2 separate regions of the Homo sapiens genome follow, and region 1 is linked to region 2. The links are chromatin loops, found by intact Hi-C in ENCODE. Cell type or tissue: ascending aorta. All regions are shown on one strand. Links, peaks and the distances in the headings refer to the core of each region. The heading gives the core; the rest is flanking DNA.

Region 1 (12,328 bases), core at 4,295-12,294, 320 kb before region 2:
GGACTCTATTAAAAATACCCTCACTTAAAAAAAAGAAAATAAAATGAACTTATCCCATGAAAAATAGGTTCTGGGGAAAACGAACGCAGTCATCAAAATGTAGTTTGTTCGTAGTAGAACTTGCATCAAACCAATTATTGTGTCCCTACAGTAATTATAGTAGCATTTTTTTTGAAACCTGGATAATTTGGTCAAGGTAGGTGTGTTTTCTGTCAATGAAATCTTATGTAATTGCTCAAACTCCAGATACTTTTTTTTTTTTTTTTAATTTTTATTTTCTGAAGACAGAGTCTTGCTTTGTTGCCGAGGCTGGAGTGCAGTGGTTTGATCTTGGCTCACTGTAGCCTCCACTTCCTGGGCCCAAGCAGTCCTCCCACCTCAGCCTCCCAAGTAGCTGGGACTACAAGTGTGTACTACCATGCCTCACCGTTTTTTTGTTTATTTTTTATTTATTTATTTTTTGTAGACATGGGGTCTCGCTCGCTATGTTGCCTGGGCTGGTCTTGATCTCCTGGACTCAGGTGATCCACCTGCCTTGGCCTCCCAAAGTTCTGGGATTACAGGAGGTGTGAGCCACTGTGTCTGGCCTGTAAATATTTTTGACAATTCTTTGGTTTAATTAACTTTGAAGTCTCCCTGTCCACCTCCCTTTGCCCCCAAACTAAGGTAGGACCCTGGCATTGTTAAGGGTACTATGAGTAATTTTAAAAGAATGCTTTGTTGGCATTTTTTAGTCTTTTTTTTTTACTCAGTCTTTTAGGAAGAAAGGTAAAGATTTTAAAAGTTACTCTTTTGGAAAGCAGACTTCTGAGGTGGGTTATAGCTAAAGATGTGGTAGCAGAGACCAAGCCCAAAAAAAACAAACTGATGCTCCCTTTTCTGCTTTTCTTACCCTGATCATGCCCCTCTCCTCCCATCTCTTCCTTCTGTGGTCTGAAAGTAAGCTAAAGCTTGAATTCTGGAGTTTCATGTAAACAGCTGTGATCTTCTTTCCAGCATCCCCTGTCTTTGTTTTGATGGAATAGGGAACAGCACATCCTATGTGGATTATTTTAATAACAAATCTGTTCTTTTTTTTTTTTTTTTTTTTTTTTGAGATGGAGTCTCACTCTGTGGCCCAGGCTGGAGTGCAGTTGTGTGATCTCGGTTCACTGAAACCTCTGCCTCCCTGGTTCAAGCGATTCTCCTGGCTCAGCCTCCCAAGTGGGTGGGATTACAGGTGCCCACCACCATGCCCGGCTAATTTTTGTATTTTTAGTAGAGATGGGGTTTCACCATGTTGGCCAGGCTGGTCTTGAACTCAGGTGATCTGCCTGCCTCGGCCTCCCAAAGTGCTGGGATTACATATGTGAGCCACTGCACCCGGCCCACAAATCGGTTCTTGAACAAGTGGTCAGTTGTCTTTCTGTTTGAGGTTGAGGCCAGGGAGAAGGGAAGAAGTAATAGTAGGATGGATGTGGGGCAGAGTCGGGGGCACAGAGAATGGTCAGGCAACAGGGATGAGGAGAAGCAGTGGCCGGGCAGCAGGGGACTCAGTTAGTGAGGACCTGGCTCATCCATTCTTAGAAAGAGTGGTGATCTCAGGGAGCTAGCATTGTCTCATAAGAACAAGTAAAGCCAGCCTACCCTCATTTTTTTTTATGACAGGGTTATGAGATTGGTAGATTAAAAGAAGATGTAGATGTGGTTTAGTATATTCAGATTTTAGCAAATTATTTGACCAAGAGTTTCAGGAAACTAGAATCTTAACCTTATGCTTTGTTCTTAGAACGATACTGGCATGTAGAAGTAATTCAGTAAGTGCTCGTTGTTGCATGAATAAATAAAATAATATGTAAATGGTGAGGTGACTAGCCACTGGAGGTATCCAGCCAGAGACTGGGAGAGTCATTTGGTTGGATGGCATAGCGAGAATACCAATCTAGGAAGCGACTGGACTGGTTTCTCCCAACCCCAGCTATCTGTGTTCCTTCCTCATGAGGAAGCTGTTCTGAAAAGCTCTGTTTTAACCTTTGGCAATGCAGCCGTAACCTTGAGTTTGAGAAGCACTGCTCTGAAATCCTGTCTTCCATTAGCTTTGGAGCCAGCATCCTTCTTTACCATGAGAGAGAAGGCAGAGGGGCAGCACAGACGTGAGTTTCTGGGCAGTCGATGTCAGTCTTTATGTGGGCTGCCTAATGACCACTCGTTGGATTTTTTGTGGTGTTTTTCTCTGGTCTATGCACAGCAGAGGGCAAGGCTGGGGGAGACAAGGTTTTTATAAGTCACTATCTCAAAAACAAGTGGAAGCGAGTTTCTGGCTCATCTGCCTTACTACCTGGCCCCGATCCAGAGCTATTTATGAGCATGGCTGGGCCGTGAAGCTGCATGCCCTGGCAATGCCCGGTGGATGGGCTGTCCCACACCCTAATTGTGCTGGAATGGAACCCACAAAGACATCTCACTTTCACGACTGCACTTTCCAGGATGGCTGGCCTGGATCTTCTGCTTGCAGGCCTGTGCGTGCTTCTCCTTCCCCTTGAAGCTCCCCTTAAAGCCCTCAAAACTGTGCTTCACTGAAGGAACCAGGGCGAAAAAGGGCTGCATAAGATGAGACTCTGGGCTACTGTTTTTATTTTTTTGTTGTTTTTTTGTTGTTTTTTTTTTTGGGATGGAGTCTCCCTCTTGTCACCCAGGCTGGAGTACAGTGGCACGATCTCAACTCACTGCAACTTCCGCCTCCTGGGCTCAAGCAATTCTCCTGCCTCAGCCTCCCAAGTAGTTGGGATTATAGGCACCCGCCACCACACCCAGCTAATTTTTGCATGTTTACTAAAGACAGGGTTTCACCATGTTAGCCAGACTGGTCTCGAACTCCTGACCTCAGGTGATCCACCCCCTCCCCTCGGCCTCCCAAAATGTTGGGATTACAGGTGTGAGCCACTGCCCCCGGCCCCTGGGCTACTCTTAAAGGCCGTCACATTAGGCAGTGGTGTTGATTTTTAGCCTAGGGTACCCTTCTGAAGATGTGCAGTGGCTGATCTATCAGCTGCCTCTCCACTTCCAGATCCCTTAGGTGTTTCCTAGGGACAAAAAAGTGAGCCAATACCAAATAAAAATCATGGCAAAGAGATTTTCATGGTAGGAACCATTGCTCTTAGAGTTGCTAATTAGCAGGGCAAGATAAGCATGTGCAGCAGGGCTGTGGCTGAGCAGTCTGTGGGAGGGGGTGTCCTGGCCAACAGCAGAAGAATCTGCTGGAATTGTTGGGGGTGTGTGTATGAGTGGGGTCGTGAAGCGTGAAGTGTGCAGGCATGGTGGTGAGGCACACAAGTGTAACAACCTGCTCCAAGTGTCAGATTTAGAGGAGCCACATAGAGTTTCAGATAAGGCAGAGGGCTTTCCCTATGTGAATGCAGGTTGAGGTTGTCCACAGGGGAGGTACTTGGCTGGTCTGACTTGGAGGTTCTACCCAGTGGTTCTTGTTGGTTCAGTGGAGGAGGAAGTGACTCTTGACCTCCTAATGTGCAGAGGCCGGTTATACAGGGAGCTCTGGAATAAGCAGACTTCTCAGGGACAGTTCTGGACTGGGTTTGGAGTAGGGCACAAGAAAGGGATAGGGCAGCAGATTTTAATGACCCCAATGTATTTTGTGGATGAAATCAACACAAGAGTATCAGAAGCAGTCTGAAGGAAAAACAGATGTACAGTCTGGTGAAGAAAGGAGGGGCAGACTGGTCCCATTGCCTTGATAAAGGGCTTGGATGCTGTGCAGTGCGTGTGGGAACTGGACTCTTTTTAAAACACTGCCCTCGTCGGACGGCTCCCAGGGCCTCTGTCTGGGCAGCAGGAGTGGAAGACACTGCAAAGGAGGTGACTTGCCATACTTTAGGGCCAGCTGTTTTCTGGGGTCCAGGTTAGGGTGAGCTTTTTGCCTACATTCTGGAATCATCATGGAGAGGGGTTTCTCAATGCAATTGGTGTAGTTCCCCGCCTAACAGAATCACCCCATTGTTCTCACCGCTTTTTGGGAATCAGGGCAGCCAGTGCAGGTTGGCAGTGTAGGACCTCAGTGTGTCTTGTTTACTGAAGGTACACGTGTTGTTTTGAAATGCAGGTGAAGCCATATAATGTCTACATCACAGTTGCTTACCCACCAGACACAGACACACCTGGCTTTGCCGAAGAAAACAGAACAAAGGTCAGTATCCTACATGTCCCAATTTGAACCTCTAATGTTTACTGCTTTTCTGATTTTCTTTCTACTCTTCAGCTCACACTCGTTTTCACCAATCAACAATGTTTGTTGGGTAGAGTGCCTAGCTGGTTTCTGATGACCTTGAGATTCTCCAGGCAAATATTCCTTCTTTCCTTCCTCTTTTCCCTCACTTTATTTTCTTAAAGTTTAAATTTCTACCAGATTTTTTCTCTATAGAGACAGGGCCTCACTCTGCCATCCAGGCTGGAGTGCAGTGGTACAATCGTGGCTAACTGCATCCTCAAACTCTCAGGCTCAAGCAATCCTCCTGCCTCAGCCACCTGAGTAGCTGGGCCTACAGGCATGTGCCACCACACCTAGCTAATTTTTAATTTTTTTGTAGAGATGGAGTCTCACTATGTCGCCCAGGCTGGTGTCAAACTCCTGGCCTCAAGTGATCCTCCCTCCTCAGCCTCCCAGGTGCTGAGATTATAGGCATGAGCCATTGTACCCAGCCATTTCCAGCACATTTTTATCAAAGAAGTATGTCACACAGTTTTAGAGTCCAATATCAATCCTTTGCCTCATCTCTCCCATTCCCAATTCCTACTCCCTAGAGGTAGCCATTTATTTTAACTAACATGTTTATACTGCTTTTTTTTTTTTTAAGATTTAGAAATTATTTATTGACTTTCTACCGTGGAAGATAAAATTTAAGACCAGGCCAGGCACAGTGTGGCTCATGCCTGTAATCCCAGCACTTTGGGAGGCCTAGGCAAGAAGATCACTTGAGGCCAGGAGTTCAAGACCAGCCTGGGCAACATAACAAAACCCTGTCTCTACAAAAAATTTAAAAATTAGCCAGGCATGGTGGCACATGCTTGTAGTTCCAGCTACTCAGGAGGCTGAGGTGGGAGGATCATTTGAGCCAGGGAGGTTGAGGCTGCAGTGAGCCATGATTGTAGTACTGCATTTCGACCTGGGTGACAGAGCGAGAACCAATATCTAAAAAAAAAAAAAATTAAAATTAAAAATAAAAAAATAAAAATTTAAGGCCAGCCATGGTGTCTCACACCTGTAATCCCAGTACTTTGGGAGGCCATGGCAGGAGGATTGATTGAGCCCAGGAGTTCGAGACCAGCCTAGGCAACATAGCAAGACCCTTTCCCTACAAAAAAATAAGCAAAATTAGAATTGTTCCAGCTACTCAGGAGGCTAAGGTGGAAGGATAGTGTATTAGTCCGTTCTTGCATTACTATAAATAAATGCCTGAGATTGGGTAATTTACACGTAAAAGAGGTTTAATTTGCTCACAGTTCCACAGGCTGTACAGTCTGCTGCTTCTGGGGAGGCCTCAGGAAACTTACAGTCTTAGGTAAAGGGAAAGCAGGTACGTCTTACGTGGTCGGAGCAGGAGGAAGAGAGAGAGGGGAGGTGCCACACACTTTTAAACAACCAGATCTCGTGAGAACTCACTCAGTATCACGAGAATAGCAAGAGGGAAATCCACCCCCATGATCCAGTGACCTCCCACCAGGTCCCTCCTCCAACATTGGGGATTGTAGTTGGACCTGAGATTTGCATGGGGACACAGATCCGAACCATATCAGATAGTTTGAGCCTAGGACGTCGAGGCTGCAGTGAGCCAAGATTGCGCCACTGCACTCCAGCCTGGGCAATAGAGTAAGACTTGTTTCAAAACAAAAACATTAAGACTCATATCTGTTCCCCATTCCCTGTGTACTCCTCCCATCTCTTTAGTTAAATCAGGTTTAGTGCTCATATTAATATTATGCACACTTGGACCATTCTATAGTGACATTTCCTTTCTTGCCTTTTCATTTGCTTAGCTTTGTAATTATCTATAACTAATTCAGTCCCAGATTCAAACAGAACTGAGATTCTCCTTTTGATCCATGTGAGCACATTGGACATTCTATTAGATTCATTCTTTTTTCCTCAGACATTTCTCCTGGGGTCGTCCCCGTTCCTGGTCTGTTCTAGTTCTGCCACCCAGCGGTGGTGTCAGGACTTGTCTTCACCTCACACTGCACGTTCCCTTCTCCCCTCCCTTTGACGGAGCCCATGACTCTCACTTTTTTGGTTTATCTGCTCATTTTGGTGGAGCTATAATATTTTCCACCAATTTTCTGAGAAAGGGCACATCAGAGGTAATATTGTTTTAGAAACAACATGTCTGAAAATGCCTTTATTTTTATTTTAACCTTTTTTTTTTTTTTTTTTGTGATAGAGTCTTGCTCTGTCACCCATGCTGGAGTGCAGTGGTGCAATGTTGGCTCACTGCAACCTCTGCCTCCTGGGTTCAAGAGATTCTCGTGCCTCAGCCTCCTGAGTAGCTGGGATTACAGGTGCGTGCCACCAAGCCCGGCTGATTTTTTGTATTTTTTTTTAGTAGAGACGGGGTTTCACCATGTTGGCCAGGCTGGTCTCCAACTCCTGGCCCACTCTGGCCTCCCAAAGTGCTGGGATTACAGGCATAAGCCACTGTGCCTGGCCATTTTTCTTTATTCTTATGTATTGTTTTGTTAAGTACAGATTTCTAGTTTGGAAATAATGTTTCCTCAGATTTCTGTGAGCATTTATTGATTTCCAGCTTCCAGAATTTCTGTGGAATCCAGTGCTATTTTGATTCCCAACCTTTTGTATAGAACCTGTTTTTCCATTTATTTTTGGAAACCTTGTGTCCCTTTTTATCCTTATTTAATGGATTTTGGCATGAAATCTTCTCATTTCATATGAGCCCTTTTATTTTATCAACTTTTGTTCTGGGACATTTTATTATATTACTCCTTTTATCACTTCTTTCTTCCCAAAGTATTTCAAGTGTTCATTCTCTCTGGAGCATTTATTATTCAGATTTTTGAACTTTCTGGACTGATCCTCTAATTTCCTTCTATTTTCTCTCTCTTTTTTTTTTTAATCTCTTGGGCCTTTTGTTCTCCCTTCTAGGTTTTTATTCGCTTTATCCTTAAACCTTTTTGTTGAAATCTTTATTTCTACTGGGTTACATAAAAATTACTTTAGATCTCTTTTCTCTGAATATTTAAAACAGTTTTTAAAAATAGCTTCTTGCCTTATTTCATGGATTTCATATTTTCTCTTATGTCTAAGGATATTCACTCTGGATGTTTAGCCTTGTTTTTTTGTTGCTGTTGTTTTGTTTGAAAATTTCTTCTATATCTTGTATTATTTATTTCCTCCTACTTTCTTTTTCTCTGTTGTTGTTTTTTCCGGCTTCCTGAAATGTCTGTTGATCCTTGATTGTCCATATTTAAGAGTGATGCACTAAAATGCCAATTGTAAATCTCTAGCTTCTCAGCTGTTTACTATAGGATGATCAGGAGGGGATGCAGCCACTTCATTAGAAGATTCTCATATGCCAGCATCTGCTCACTTTTCTCATGGTTTGATCAGTTTCCCTACTGAGGAATCATGTCTTCTTCTGCCTTTGGGAGAGTAAGACTTGCTGTCTGTGTTGTGGGAGGCAAGCAGGGCAGGAGGGCTGGGGAGCTCACCACCTACGTGCCAACTTTTGCTTAATTTTTCTGTTTCTACAAAGTGCCTTATAACTACTCTTAGTGGTGAGAATTAAGAATCTGGTTAGTAAATTGCTAATCTTTTGCCATCGTAGAGGAGATGACTTGGGGTCTGATGATTTGAGTCTCCATTGCACTTATCACAGCTTATAACAGAAGCTTCTCATAGCACTTAAAACAGACATATCTTTTATATAAAATGACTGCCAGTCATCCTGAGCTGAATATAAGCTTCACACTTTTTCAATGGAATATTCCCTTTGCCTTGACACATAGTAGTTGCTTTTTTGAGCAAATGAATAGGTGAAGCGGGAAGAAAGGAATTAATCAGAACTTACCACCTTGAACTGTGGCCAATTTTAGTTTTATATATTTTTTTCTCTTTTATACGAATACTTTGTAAATGTGAATCTCTGCAGCATAAAAATTGGCACTTAAACTCCCTAGACTGTATATTTGTAGAAAGATGTTTGTGATTTAGGTTTTTTCCCCCTATTCTTTTCTCTTTGGCTCTGCCTTTTTAAAAATTACTGCTATTTCAAAGAAGTAAATTTAAGCCAAATGTCCTGTCTTAGAATAAGCAGAGATCTTCTAAGCAGCTTTGCAACATTCGGTATGCAGTCTTTTAGTTTGAAGCCAGAGCTGACAAAGGGTGGTGATTTCCCTGTTAAGGTTTGATTCTGATGTTGATTAAGTTGGGGTTTTTTCAGTAAAATTTTGGGCAGACTTGTTGGGGGTAAATACAATTCTACATTGATGTGTGGGCCCTTTAGGGGGCGCCATAGTACTTTAGAATCTTATGTGTATTTAGTGTGGTTATGCCAGCCTGGGGGTCTGGAAGAATGAATCGTGGCTCCTTCAAAACAGCCTTTCTCTTAAGAAAGGTTCATAAGAAATACTTGATCTTTATGAAATACTTTACTTTCCTATTTTAAGAAAATATAATCTGGTTTTTATTTTCTTTAATTCCTTCAAGCTTACGTGGTAAAGTTTACAGTCTCATGCAGTTTAAGGCTTTTGTTTGACACTTCTACTTGAAATTATTTGACACTTCTAATTGAAACTAACTGAAATAATTTTTGAGCACACATATGCAAGACATCGCAAAGAAAAGCCAAAGATAAATAATTTCTTACAAAAAAGGCCCTGCCCACAAGAAACTTAGGAGGTAAAATGCAAATGCACAAGTAGCTATAATGTGTATTAAAACAGAAATGTTCACAGAAGAAAGAGAGAGGTTACTGCCAGTTAGGTATTTAGGGAAGGCTTTTTGAGTTAGGTAAGAGTTGAGATGGACCTTTTGAGGAAGAAAAGGCTAAGATTTGGGGTCTGCAGCTCCAGCCTGGTAACTAGCATGCAGCCCATCTAGGGACCACTCAGGGTTATCTCCTAAGTGGCTCCTTCTGTTTCAGTGTCCTGTGCATTTGCCTCCTCAGCAAGTCCTTTAAGAAGCATCTGCAGTTGTTGAATGGGGGCTGGGTTGCGACTGTCCCTGCCTTGGGCGCCAGGTTCATCCCCAGGGATCAGCCCTCTGCTGACCTGGGAATATGGTCAGAATGGAGTTGCTGGTCTTGGGAGCAGGCTTGCTCTGGACACAGGTCTAGCCTCTACAGAAAAGCACCATCATTCAGGTGTCCGGCCAGCACTGAGGAGTCAAAGGGGGTCTTTCTGAACTTGTATCCAGTGATGTGTTCTCACTCTAGCTTTGATGGTCCTCAGTGGAGCCAAGACTCCGTATGTTCTAAGAGAATGGCAAAGGCCTCCTTGTCTTGTGTTAGCTACTGGGTAGAATTTTACGTAGTAACTAGGTAGACACTGATTTAGAATCCAGATGGACCTTATTCTAGAAATAGGAATCTGCCCAAAGGTAGAAAATTGGAATTATTTGTAAATCAGGAGGCTGTAAGAATAATTTATTTTTAATGTAATGGGCAATCATGATATTGTTATGTACATGTTTTTCCACTTTTAGCCTTTGGAGACTCGACTTATTTCAGAGACCACATCTGTGTGCAAACCAGAACAGGTGGCCAAACAAATTGTTAAAGATGCCATAGTAAGTAAAATCCTTGTTTTCTGTACTATTTGTGTTTGTAGTACTATATTTCTGAAAAGATATTTGTCCAAGGACTTACTTCAAAACATCAATTATTAGAATTTTTTAGTCTGTCAGATTTGTCATATCTAATATTGGACTCAACTTTTCTTCTTTTAGACGCTTTATTGACTCCATATTAGTGAGTAGCCTCCTGAAAACTGATTGTATACCTTAATCTGAGGAACAGGTTTACTAGAAGGATGTCTGGAAACACCGGTTCTTTAAAAAGAAAATGAGACTTTCCTATGAGTGTAAACGATATATACTATGTCCCATATACACCTGGCTGCTTTCTCTCCCATTCCTGCTTCCCAGTATCATTTTCCCAAAAGTTAGCTAACGAGAAAGTGCCACCAGCCCCGTGGGCCTGTCCTCCTGTCTTCCCTGTTGATATGTTTTTTAATTCAGAATCAAAAATGGTATTTTAAGAAATGATGTGCTGTTTTGTAGAAGAACAACATATGTGCCTCATGCTTTTTGACAACATTTCTGTTAATGCGGAAAAATGCACATTTATGAGGGATGTCTGTAAACCACAGACCCACACTGAATTTGGAAAATCTATAGGACCATTGGAATGAGAGGTGTCAGCACATGGTGGACAGCCTTGAAGTGGCCTAAATGCTGTCACATTAGACTGAACTGAGCAGAATGAGAATAGTGAATTCTGTTGAAATATATACATGTGTGAAGAACTTTGTCCTGAGTGCATTAAAAGGCTCAGGAAGATGGCACAAGTGAGACTTTATTTTTCCTGCTTATCTCGGGTCAAAGCAAATGCATTTGGTGTTTTTTGTTGTTGTTGTTGTTTTGTTTGTTTGTTTGTTTTGAGACGGAGTTTTGCTCTTGTTGCCCAGGCTGGAGTGCAGTGGCACGATCTTGGCTCACTGCAACCTCTGCCTCCTGGGTTTAAGTGATTCTCCTGCCTCGGCCTTCTGAGTAGCTGGGATTACAGGTGCTCACAACCACACCTGGCTAATTTTTTGTATTTGTAGTAGAAATGGGGCTTCACCATGTTGGCCAGGCTGGTCTCGAACTCCTGATTTCGGGTAATCCGCACGCCTCAGCCTCTTGGCCAAAGTGCTGGGATTACAGGCGTGAGCTCCGTGCCCAGCCCATTCAGTGTTTCTAATGATGCTAAATAGCTCTTAGTATTTTGGCAGTATTCATTTAGTTTAGTGGTTTTCAAACTTTTCTTCTCTTGACCACTTTACATTCTTACAAATTGTCAACAACCCCAGAGAACTTTTGTTTATTTACATGGCTATATTTATTGATATTTGCCATATTTGAAATGGAAGCTGTTTGTAATATTTATTGATTCATTAAAAATAACAAAAATGGCTGGGCACAGTGACTCGTGCCTGTAATCCCAACACTTTGGGAGGCCAAGGCGGGCGGATCACCTGAAGTCAGGAGTTCAATACCAGCCTGACCAATATGATGAAACCCCGTCTCTACTAAAAATACAAAAATTAGTCGGGTGTGGTGACATGCGCCTGTAATCCCAGCTACTTGGGAGGCTGAGACAGGAGAATCGCTTGAACCCAGGAGGTGGAGACTGCAGTGAGCTGAGATTGAGCCATTGTGCTCCAGCCTGGGCAACAAGAGCAAAACTCCATATATATATATATATATATATATTCACATATATATATATATAAAGTCACATATATATATATATAAAGTCACATATATATAAAGTGACTTTTTTTAAACAAAATTTACTACTTTTCAAAACAAAAGTTCAGTGAGGACGGTGGCATTGGTTCACATTTTCACCAGTTGCTTTAAGGTCTGCATTAACAGCTGGATTCAAATAGCTGCTTCTGCATTCCATCTGTTGTAATAATGTTGTTTTGATGGAAGGATATACAGAAAATCTGGCCTGAGACAGATACGGAGTTGGGAAAGGGAAGACTATTTTACTAGGCTTTTCAGATAATTATGGACATTCTTTTTTGATATCAAACCCAAACTCAACAAATGGTAGTTTCTTAAAGGTTAGTTGCAGTATAGAATTGGAAACTACATCAATGAATGTTTTGTTCTCTGTTACATTAAATTCCATTGGTCCGTCTTGTACTTTGAATGGATCTTTTAACCATTCATGATTTCGTAACATTATGCATTAGTCATTTGGAAAATATGGGTTGACTGAGTGATCAGAAAAATCGCTTTCATCAGTATTACTGCTGATCTTATCATAAAAGTATGCAGCTGACAGTCTCGTGATGGTGGATACTAGTTTTTCCAAATCTTAATTTTTTCTTGAAGGCTCAGATTTCACATTGATGACACGTGGCCAGTTGTTTTTCCTGAAGTGACACACTTGCTTGCTTCGCTTTCTGCACATCTGCCACATACCTAAGTCTGAATTACTATAGATTTCCTGTCAATGGTCTTTCATATAAAAATTATGCTCTCCAGCCAGGCACGGTGGCTCATGCCTGTAATCCCAGCACTTTTGGAGGCCGAGGCGGCTGGATTGCTTGA
Region 2 (12,328 bases), core at 2,469-10,468:
CAGAAGGAAACGCTAAACAGGGAAGCATCCCTTGGAAGCCACTTGCTTGATGGCCCCCACATTGAATCGCAGAACAATTCTCAAGAATTCACTTTTCACTTTCCCCACAAATGTCCTTACTACTAAATGTGAGGAGATTCACAAATATTTCTAGAGAAAATTATTTCCATTTAAATAAACAGAAGAAAAAATAGATACCATTCCTAGATTTTAAAAAATGTTATTAAAGGATAAACTGTTTGACGGTAAGACCATTTTAACTCTGTATTTCAATGCTTATTTAGCTTAGTACTTAGACCAGTGATATTAATTAGTTTTGGATGGTTGTGATAAATGGATGGATGGATGGATGGATGGATAGACAGACAGATAGATTGATAGATTGTGATGCACTAATGAAAAAAAGGTGGAAAAGAAGGGATGGAGGGAGAAAAGAAAGAAGGGAAGACAAAGGACAGAAAGAAGACAGGGGAATTCTTAGGTTGGTTGGATGGATAAATGGAAGTAAGTTTGGGATGGAAGAAAGGACGGTTGGTTGACTGACTGGCTGGCTGGATGTGACGGAATAATGAGTAGGTGGATGAAATGATAGATTAATGGGTGGAATGGATGATGGAAAGCTGAAAAATTGATAATGAAGTATAACAAGACTCTCATCAAGTAATGTGGCTTGTCTCGGTTTAGGGACAGAAGCATTGATGATATAATTCTCTTCTTTTCTAGTAAAAATGGGAAAATTCATAAATTTTTTTAACTAGTTTCATTTACAGCTGCCAAGACATACAGGGCTCTCAACTGAGATCCTGCCTCTTGAGCAAGAGGAAGGTGAAATGAGGTGCAAGGGTTAGCATCTTTACTTTACAGGTGAGGTAACTAACTCAACCTTCCTTTTGAATAATAAATATCCAAGCTATTACAGACTTTATAAAATACCATGCATTTAAAATAAAATTGTAGGCCATAGAAATGAACAAAAGAAGGGAAAGAACAGGGTCATTAAAGTTATTCTATGAGCTAGGACAGGTCACCCCAACTGTGGTTATGGCCAAGGCTAAATTACAGAGTGCAATGCCATCTGCCCCAGTGTTCTCTTCCTGTCACTCTCAAAGGCTTTTTATTCCAATTTATTTTAGGAGTGCCAAAAGGTATGTTTCTAATTCTATTTCTCTCCAGTTCTTTTTATAGTACTCAAGTCTGGGCAAATATCAGTAACATAAACGTGTGTCCTCGTTTTTGTATTTTAAGTCAGTGATAAGTTGAAGTACCCTGGATTTCCTGCTTCTTTGGAATTCATCACCTGCTGTTTTCAGAGCCAGCTGCACCTGTGTGGTTTTCGGAGCACAGGTCCACCTGCTGGACTGCCTGCTAGGCCATTAGCAAAGCCAGTGGCCAAATCACGCACTTGGGCGTTTTTAGATTCTGTCACTTTAGTGATTGTGAAAAGCTCCAGGCTGCCTGCACCCCCTCCCAATGTTTGCCAGAGAACTGGGAGCTGGGGACAGGGGTTCATTTGGAAAATATCAGTAAGAAATAGGAAGTTCTAAAGAACTTATTATCTATGAGGAAGACAACCAATTATTGCCCTGAGTTTATTGGGGTCTTTCTCTCTTCACCTGTAAAAAAGTGCATTTGCCCAAAAGGTATTGAATTAAGGGGGTATAGTAGATGCTGCCAGATTCCAATATACCTTCCCTTGTCCTTCTTCTTCAGTGCTGACAGGCTCCCATGGTAGCTGCCAGCACATGGCCTGAGGACTTTCTCTTGCCCTGGAGCTCCCTTTGCTACCTGTGCCACTGCCTGAAGTGCTAGGGAGTTGATGCCCCTGGGAACAGCCACCCAACGATGATTGACAATTGGTATATATATATACCCCAGCTCCCTTGCTTTTCAGGTAAAAACTCCGATGTGTGTGTTCTACACTGGCTTCTAGAGTTTCCCAAGTGGAATTAAGCTTCAGTCACCCACAGTGGTAGCTGAATGGATAACACAGGCTTTACTGGCTGCCTTCTCTTCCTGTCTCACTTCCCCACTCCCCTGCCAGCATCTCCTGGGGTCTTATCTTTCAAATAAACGACATGATCTGGAATCTTGTCTTAGAGTCTGATTCAAAGGGAACCCAAAGTCAAGCATCCTCTATGAATGGGATATTGCTGGGGAGATAGCAGAAGACATCTGGGAGATTCCCTTGCCAAACCAGAAATTATGGCTATCTCTCGAGCCTGAGCAGTCTACACAGTTTAGAGTTCCTCTGATGCAGTTTAGGGACCCTGTGGATGCCACGTACACCTTCAGCCCTGGGAGGGAGGGCTGAGGTGGACCCCAGCCAGAGGTGTTCAGAACACAGTGAGCCCTGTAGACAAAGATCAGGGGAGTGTCGGGACAGTTGGACGACAGAAGGACCCATTGTGTTCTCCTGCCATCGCCATCCGGTGTACATTCTCCTCACCAGTCCCTTTTAACTGTGAGATAGGAGGTGGAGGGAGAAAAATGACTGGGAAAATAGGAGCCTTCCTGCATTCTACTCATTCCTTTTATACTCAACTTATTTTTGTTCTGTAAAGTACACTTTTTAGTGTTTCTTTCAGGGAGGACCTGCTAGGAGTAAACTCACAATTTTTATTTGATTAAAGATTTATTTACAGGCCAAGCACGGTGGCTCACACCTGTAATCCTAACACATTTGGGAAGCTGAGGAGGGCAGATCACCTGAGGTCAGGAGTTCAAGACCTCTGGCCAACATGGTGAAACCCCATCTCCACTGAAAATACAAAAATTAGCTGAGCATGGTGGCCTCTGACTGTAATCCCAGCTACTCAGGAGGCTGAGGCAGGAGAATCGCTTGAACCCAGGAGGTGGAGGCTGCAGTGAGCCAAGATTGCACCACTGCAGTCCAGCCTGGGTGACAGAGTGAAACTCCATCTAAAAAAAAAAAAAAAAAAAAAGAGAGAGAGAGAGAGATTTCTTTACAGTTCTCCCTTGGTATCTGCAGAATATTCCAAAACTCCCTGCAGATACCAAAATCTACAGATGTTATAATGCATTATATAAAATGGCATTGTATTTGAATATAACCTATGCATATCCTCCTTTTTATATGTGTTGTTCTTAATCAGTATTTTTTTCTGTTGTATCGTTGTGTCTTTTTTTTCTTAATATTCTCAATCCATGGTTGATTGAATCTATGGATGTGGAACCTGCAAATACAGAGGATGGACTGTATTTTGCCCTTAAAGTTGAAAAATAGTTTAACTAGGTTTTGAAGTCTACACTGGTAGTTATTTTCTGTTAGCTTGTGCCTTGTCTTCTGACTTCTCTTGTAGATACTGAGGAGGCTGTTGTTAATCTAGCAATGTCATTCTTTTGTAGATAAGCTCTCTCCCTCTCTCTCTGTCTCTCTCTCTCATTTCTTGATCCAGATAAATTTAATCCCCTTTTTCCCTCTCTGCTATTCTACAGTTTTATTTTCATGTGTCCAGCTGTGCCTTTATTTTTATTTCAGGGTTCTTTGCTGCTTGAACCTGTGGAATCATATCTCCTATCAATTCTTTTAAAAATTTCAGCCATTGTCTCTTTGAGAATTGCCATCATCTTATTTTTTTCTATTCTCTCTTAAAATTCTTATTAGGGATATGATAGCTCTTGTTATTCTACCCCCATGTCTCTTAAGTTTCTTTTAATATTCCCTATCTCCCCTTGGCTCCATCTTCCAATTTACAAACTCTTTCTTTAGCTGTGTCTAAGCAGCTGCTTAACCTCATCCACTGAGTGTTTAGTTTAAACAGTCCTATTTTTCATTTCTAGAGGTCCTATTTTTCATTTCTAGAGGTTCTATTTTGTTTTTTGTTTTTCAAATCCACCTGGTCATAGTTGTCCTCTTTAGTTAGCCTCTCTTCTATGGTTTTTACTTTAAGCATATTATATTATACTCTTTCAATTGAGCATTTTATTATCTGAAAGCTACCATGTTTGGGATGAATGCTTACTTTCACTCATGATGGAATATATACTTTAGTGTTTCATAATTTTTTATTATAAAATTCTCTTTCAGAGATGGTCTTGTTTTATTCTGTTTTGTCTTCTGTGGGAATTCTGTGCAGCTTGGATCTTAGACATGTCCCTTCATAGTGGTTTCAATTTTGCTTTTGCCAGGTGTCTTGGAGATAGTTAAGGCAATTAAAAAGTCACCACTTCTGTGCTGCCACAGGTCACTTTCCATCAGCTGAGTCTTGGAACCTTTCCTCACTACTTGCATGGCACCTTGCACACATCTCCATGGCACCTCACATCACACTCTGTTCTGAAGCTTATATGTCCCTTTCCTCTATTATTCTGAGAGCTCCTTAATATTCCTCAGGTCTATCACAGAGCTCATAAACATTTGTTGCATGAATGAACTTGGAGAAGCCAGCCCTCAGAGCCTCAGCTTCTTTGAATGGGATGTTATATTTCATCCTTACCTCATAAGATTGTCGGGATATCATAGACTCTTAGGGTCAAAAGGTGCTGTAATTCAATCCATAGGAGGGTCACATTAAATGCTTAATTCCCTGCATAAGATAATTAACTAAAAAGCCCTCACAAGCTGTGAAGGGCCAGCAGAGGTAACTGACTGTGCTTCTCCACTGCACCTGGCAGTGGTTCACTATAACATTACTGTCTGTCTTTGTGCTCTGTGAGTCGGGAATAGTTCCAATGGAAAAGATCCATCATGCAGCAACAATTTCAAACTTTTCTGAGACCAGAACAAAGCTGCACCTGAAGCTGATTCCCTTGGGCATACTTTGGGTTTAGGATCCTTCAAAATCAAATGGCAGTGACCAAGAAAGCAGCTGTGTCCACTTTAAATGTCCACTATCTGTTCCTCACTTTCCGAACTTGACCAAACACTCTTTGAGGAGAGTGACCACAATATATATGTATTTGTATATTCCTATGGTCAAGCAGGAAGCACAGTACTAAACAGTAAGTTTGAATTCTGTCTGACCCATTGAATTTCTTTCTTTCTTTCTTTCTTTTTTTGTTTTTTTTGAGATGGATCCTCACTCTGTCACCCAGGCTGGTCGGCAATGGCACAATCTTGGTTCACTGCAACCTCCACCTCCTGGGTTCAAGCGATTCTCGTGCCTCAGCCTCCCAAGTAACTGGGATTACAGGCGCCCACCACATCCGGCTATTTTTTGTATTTTCAGTAGAGACCGGGTTTCAACATGTTGGCCAGGCTGGTCTTGAACTCCTGACCTCAAGCGATCTGCCCGCGTCGGCCTCCCAAAGTGCTGGGATTACAGGTGTGAGCCACTGTGCCCAGCCTGAATTTCAAGTTAAAGCTAGAGTTGCATTTGATGCTCAACACTCTAAATAAAAAATATATGCTACCTCACAAAACTAGAAATTCTTGATAATAGTAAAGCCATTTTTGGTTTGGGCTATACTTTTTTTTTTTTTTTAACTCAAGCTTTCCTTTGGTGGGAAAAAAAAGGATGGGGTTTGCTATGGGTTTCAGCGGCTCCAAATAGCTGTCTTCCCCTGCCCCCTAGTGGCTTCATGACAAACTGTGAGAACCTTCGCGTCGTTTCTTCTCAATTTTCTTCATTACTCCTATTCTTACTGTTTTTATTATTGCTTGTGAAAAAGACTTTCTTAAAATTATGCAACCTAAAAATTCCCCTTGCTTAACATGAAATAAATCTTCTGTACTTTTTCCAGAAAATATGCGTGCAGGGCCAGGCGCAGTGGCTCACACCTGTAATCCCAGCACTTTGGGAGGCCAAGTCGGGGGATCACTTGAGGTCAGGAGTTTGAGACCAGCCTGGCCAACAAGGTGAAACCCCGTCTCTACTGAAAATACAAAAAGTAGCCGGGCGTGGTGGCATGTGCCTGTAATCCCAGCTACTCGGGAGGCTGAGGCAGGAGAATCGCTGGAACCCGGGAGGCGGAGGTTGCAGTGAGCCAAGATCACGCCACTGTACTCCAGCCTGGGCAACAGAGCAAGACTCCATCTCAAAAAAAGAAAAAAAAAAAAAGAGAGCGAGAAAAAGAAAAAGGATATATGTGTACAGTCAGAGGCACCGTCCTAGACATAGAGAACACAGGAGTTTAGAAGCAATTCCCTCTCATTCCTCATCGGTGGCCATCGTAGACGTTTCCCTTCATAGAGGCCACCACCCTGGGAGGTCTTGCTCCATGGCCCCAGCTGACCCAACATGAAACGTCCACACCTTTCCCAGGCGCATTCTACTACCAGCACCTCCCAAATTAGACCTGAGCCAGCCTTCACATCATTCCCAGCCCCAGCCTCCTGTCCCGGCCAAGAACAGCCCCTTTCTTCCATGTGCCTTGGCTCCTGGGTCCCACCTCCTGCCTGTGCTCTCTGCATAAACACCATTGGTTTGGAATAACCCACTAGAATTGGATCCTAGACATGAACCCAGCGTTTGTTCACAGTGTGTGACCACCGCTAACACCAACCCCAGTGATTTTTGGTGAAGCACAGACCAGGCAAACCCTGTCTTTATCTGGGCCACTTAACATACTTCACAAAATTCAGTAAGCAGATAAATTAACAGAGATTACAGTCATTATGAGATTTAAACTTGTGTCCTCGAAGATCAGGTAGAGCCGCCCCATGAACCAAGTTGCTAAGAATTCATAATATATGATCTATTGAGTTTCTCTGCACCAGCAAGCTTAACTAGAAAATGAGTTTTTTAAATGACACCTTTACAACTGCATCAAGAAAACATCAAATACAAATACCTGGGAATAAATCTAACAAAATATGTCTAAGACCCCTACCCTGAAAATACAAAACATCATTGAAAGAAATTAAAGATCTAAGTAAACAGAGGAATTTGCAACGTTCATGGAATGAAAGCCTCAAAAGTATAAAAATGTCAATTATTCCAAAATATATTTATAGATTTAAAGTAATTCCCATCAAAATGCCAGATTTTTTTAAATTGGCAAGCTGATTCTAAAAATTCATGGGGAAATTTTTTAAAAATTACTTAAAGAAGAACGCTAAAGGAGTTACATTATCAGATATCAAAGCTTATTACATAATTCCATGTCTGGGTATATACCCCACAACATTGAAAGCAAGGACTTAAACAGATACTTGTACACCCATGTTCACACCAGCATTATTTGCAATAGCAAAAGGTGGAAGCAACCCCAGTGTCTGTAGACAAAATGTGGTGTACACATGCAGTGAAATATTATCCAGCCTTAGAAGGGAAAAAATTCTGACACCTGCTACCACACGGATGAATCTTGACGACATTATGGTAATTGAACTATGCCAGTCACTAAAGGACAAATGTCATATGATTCTCCTTATATGAGGTACCTAGACTAGTCAAGCTTATCAAGACAGAAAGTAGGATGGTGATTGCCAGAGGCTTAGGGGAGAGATAATGGAGAGTGTTTGTTTAACGGATACAGAGTTTCAGTTTGGAAAGATAAAAAGAGTTCTAGAGATGGAGGGTGGTGATGGTTGCCCAATGATGCAAATACACTTACTGACATTGAACTGTATGCATAAAAATGGTTACAATGGTTAATTTTGTTATATGCATTCTACCACAATTTTTTTTAAAAAGGACTTGTTATAAAACTACAGCAATTAAGACAGTGTAATAAAGGCATAAGAACAAATAAACCAATGGAACAACATAGAAAGTCTAGACACAGGCTTACACACAAGGTCATCTAATTGATGACAGTAGTGACAATGCAGTAGAATGAGGAAAACCTGGCCATTTAAAAAAATGATGTTGGGTCAATTGGTTAACCTTATGCAGACAAAATATGTCTTAACACCTAATGCACACCACACACAGAAATCAATTCTGTGTTGTAGATCTAAATGGAAAAGATCAAATACTAAGCCACCTAGAAGAAAACATAGGGCAATATCTCAAAGCACTGACCTTAAGGAAACAGATTGGTAAACTAGACTTAATTGAAATAAAAATATTTTTGTTTATCAGAAGATCACATTAAGATGAAAGGGCAAGCTTTGGAGTGAGAGAAGATATGTGTAATACACACACTCAACAATGTATAAAATGCCCTGCAAATCAATAAGAAAAAGACAGCTCTCAAGAGATCGAGACCATCCTGGCCAACACAATGAAACACCATCTGTACTAAAAATAGAAAAATTAGCTGGGTGTGGTGGTGCATGCCTATAGTCCCAGCTACTCAGGAGGCTGAGGCAGGAGAATCGCTTGAACCTGGGAGGTGGAGGTTGCAGTGAGCCGAGATCGTGCCACCACACTCCAGCCTGGGCAACAGAGCGAGACGCCATCTCAAAAATAAAAAACAAAAAAAACCAAAACAACTCAACAGAAAAGTGGTCAAAAGACTTGAACAGGGACCGCACGTGAGAATATACCCCAATGACCAATAAACACATCCAAAGATGGTCAACATCAAAATTAAACTACAAAAAGACATGGCAACAAAACACAACACAGAGTACCACAGGTTGATGAGATTTTGGAGCAACTAAAACTCTAATGTATTGGTGAGAGCATAACTCGGTACAGATAGTGTTTATCTATGTCTCCTATAGCTGAGAGTATGCATGCTTTATGGCCTAGAAATTCCACTCCTGGGTAACAATCCAACAGAAATTCAGTATGAATGTGAATAGCAATGGCATTCATAAAAATCCCAAAGCAGAAATTACCCAAATGTCCATTAACAGTAGAATGGATAAATATATGGTTGTATATCCACAGAATGAAATACTATACAACAATGAAAAACACAAACTACTTAACACATTACATACGGGTGGATCTCACAAAAAAAAAAAAATGTCAAATAAAAGAAAGGCAAATAAGAAAAGAAGATGATCCTATTTATATAGTCCAAAACAGGCAAGAGTAGTCTGTAGTGTTGGCAGTGAGGAGGATAGTGGTCCCTTGTATGGGTGGTGACTAGAGGAGACATGAAGGAGGCTTCTGGACATATAGTAATGGTGCGGGCTACACAAGTGTGTGAACTTCATGAAAATTCTTACTGGCAAACGAATAATTTGTGCACTGTTCCTTATGTGTGTTAATGTTCAATACAAAGCTTACTTTTAAAAGGTATATATTCTATATAATTCAGCCCAAAGACCACATTTTACTTAATGGAGAAACACTATACGTAGCCTCACTAATAATAATAATAGAAGAAAGACAAGGTAGGCCACATGTCCATATTCAATACTGCATTGGGGATAACCACCAATAAATCAAATAAGAGAAAGCAATTAGAGGAATAATAACTGGAAACTGAAAGGTAAAAGTATCTCTGTTTGTTGATGACATGACTATATATCTGGGAAACAAAAAATTAATGGAAAAACTACTACGAGCAATAAAGGAATTCATTACAAATAACAGAAACTTAGCATCCGGAAAACAATAGCTTTTATATATTTAAACAATGATCAATTTATAATGTCAAAAGTATTTTAAGTAAAATAGCTTGACATAAACATAACGTGAAATGTGTAAAACCCATATGAGAAGACTATTATATACTCCTGAAGATATGAAAGTACATTTGAGGAAAAGACACGTATTTTTTTGAATAGACTCACTATCTTAAAAATGTTGACTCTCCCTAATTTATGTATAAAATCAATGTGGTATTGGGGTTTGTTTTTGTTTTTTCCTGGAGCTAGCCAAGTTAATTATAAAGATCATATGGAAGAAATATCAGGCAGGAATACCTAGGAAAATCCCGTGGAAAAAAAGAGTAATATGTGTATGTTGGAAAGGGGAGGTTACCAGATATTAAAACATAATGTAAAATCCTTATAATTAAAACAATGTTGTATTGGCATATGAATAGTCCAATTAAATAAAATCAAAAATCCAGAAATAGACTAAACTACACAAGGAAATATACCATACTATGAAGGTAATGTCTCAAATCAGTAAAGAAAGAAAACAATTTTTAATAAATGATGTTTGAACAACTGAATAACTATATGGGAAAAGATACAATTGAATCTGCTTATCACACTATACTACAGGATAAATACCAGAGTAAGCCACACAAATCCCAGAGGAAAACATGGGTAAGTTACTCTACTACCAGGAAGCAGCCACATGTCTCAAAATCCAGAATTAGTGAAAGAAAGACATTTATAAACTTGACTATATTAAAAAAAACTTTTACATGGCAAAAAATAACATAAGCATGGACATTAACAGAATAATAAAAGAATATAAACAACTCTATGCCCCAAATTTGATAACTTGGATGAAATAGACCAATTCCGTGAAAGACACAATCTACCAAAACTCATACAAAGAGAAACAGATAATCTGAATAGGCCTATATCTATTAAAGAAATTGTACAGTAATTAAGGATGTTCCAAAACGAAAAGCACCAAGCCCAGACGGATTTGCTGGTGAATTCTACCAAACATTTAAGGAAGAAATTACACCAATTCCTTGCAATCTCTTCCAGAAAATAGAAGCGGAGGGAACACTTCCTAATTCATTCTGAGGCCAGCATTACCAGCATACTATAGCCAGACAAATATTACAAGAAGAGAAAACTACAGACCAATGTTTCTCATGAATGTAGATGCAATAATTCTCAGCAAAATATTAACAAATCAAATCCAACAATGTATAAAAAGAATTATACACCACAATTAAGTAGGATTTATTCTAGTTATGCAAAGCTGGTTCAACATTTGAAAATCAATTAATATATCACACTAACAGCCTAAAAAAGAAAATCATATAATCACATCAATAGATGCAGAAAAGCCATTTGACAAATCCAACATCCATTCATGATAAAAACTCACAGGAAACTAGAAATAGAGGGAAACTTTCTCCATTTGATAAAGAACATCTACAAAAACCTACAGTTAAAATCATACTTGATGAGAAACTAGAAGCTCTCCCACTAAGATCAGCAACAAAGCAAGGATGTCTGCCTTCCCTACCTCTAACCAACATCATATTGGAAGTCCTAAATAATGCAATAAGACAAGAAAAGGATATACAAGATATGCAGATTGGAAAGGAGGAAATAAAACCATCTTTGCTTGCAAATGACATGTTCATCTATATAGAAAATCCCAAAGAACTGATAATAAAACTCCAGGAACTAATAAGTCATTACAGCAAGTTTTCAGGATACAAGGTTAGTATACAAAAGTCTATCGCTTTCCTATATACCAGCAATTAACAAGTGAAATCTGAAATTAAAAACACAATACCATTTACATTAGCACCCCCAAAATTAAATATTTAGGTATAAATCTAACAAAGTATGCACAAAACCTATAAGAGAAACACTACAAAACTCTAATGAAATAAATCAAAGGATAGCTAAATGAATGGAGATATATTCCATGTGCATAAATACAAAGATTTAGAATTGTTAAAATGTCAGTTCTTTGCACCGTTATTTATAGGTCCAATGCAATTCCAATCAAAATTACAGAAAATTATGTTGTGGCTATCAACAAACTGATTCAAAAGTTTATATGGAAAGGTAAAAGACCTCAAATAGCCAATAGAATACTGAAGAAAAACAAAGTCAGAGGGCACTACCCAGCTTCAAGACCTACAACAAAGCTACAGTAATCACTACAAGGTGGTATTGGTAAAAGAAGAGACAAATCAATCAATGGAAAAGAATAGAGTCTAGAAATAGACCTATATAAATCTAGTCAGCTAATCTTTGACAAAGGAGTAAGAGAAATTCAATGGGATAAAAATAGCCTTTTCAACAAATAATACTAGAACAACTGGATATTCACATGCCAAAAAAAAAAAAAAAAAAGAATTTAGACATTGACTTTACGCCTTTCACTAAAACTAATTCAAAATGCATCATAGACCTAAATACAAAATGCAAAAATATAAAGAGAAAAATATAGAAGAAAATCTAGGTGAACTTGGGCTTGGTGATTACCTTTCAGCTTCAACACCAAAAGCATAAGCTATAGGAGAAAATTTTGATAAGGTGGACTTTATTAAAATTTAAAACTTCTGTGAAAGACACTGTCAAGAGAATGAGAAGACAAGCCACAGCCTGGGAGAAAATATTTGTAAAATAAATAAATATAGGACTTATACCCAACATATACCAAAAAAAGAAAACTTCTTAAAACTCAACAATAAGAAAACAAACAACAAAATAAGTGGGCATCTCACCAAAGAAGATATAGATGGCAAATAAACATATGAAAATATGCATAATATCATATAGAATTAGACAATAGCAAATTAAAATAAGATACTACTACCTATCTATTAGAATAGCTAAAACCAAAAACACTGACAGCATCAAATGCTG

The links. A loop is a pair of places that touch in the nucleus more often than their neighbours do. Peaks named below come from ENCODE experiments on the same cell type or tissue, not always from the same donor. Only the 100,000 strongest peaks of a DNase experiment are listed, where the experiment ranks them.
Region 1: a loop joins it to region 2, with 7 times the contacts of the local background. A loop is called at or near these places in 106 of 110 quality-filtered maps.

What each region holds. Positions count from the first base shown.
Region 1 is chr18:63,336,262-63,348,589 of GRCh38, reverse strand. It overlaps KDSR (3-ketodihydrosphingosine reductase), which reads left to right. Exons shown (of 10, transcript NM_002035.4): 7 at 4,097-4,180; 8 at 9,707-9,790. Among named protein-coding and RNA genes, the nearest start is that of BCL2, 23 kb to the right of the region's middle. In ascending aorta, for the core only: CTCF peaks have their summits at 6,185 (motif pointing left) and 8,485 (motif pointing right); no DNase peak of the experiment used is centred there; H3K27ac peaks cover 341 bases.
Region 2 is chr18:63,009,646-63,021,973 of GRCh38, reverse strand. No RefSeq gene overlaps it. Among named protein-coding and RNA genes, the nearest start is that of PHLPP1, 300 kb to the right of the region's middle. In ascending aorta, for the core only: a CTCF peak has its summit at 5,546 (motif pointing left); no DNase peak of the experiment used is centred there.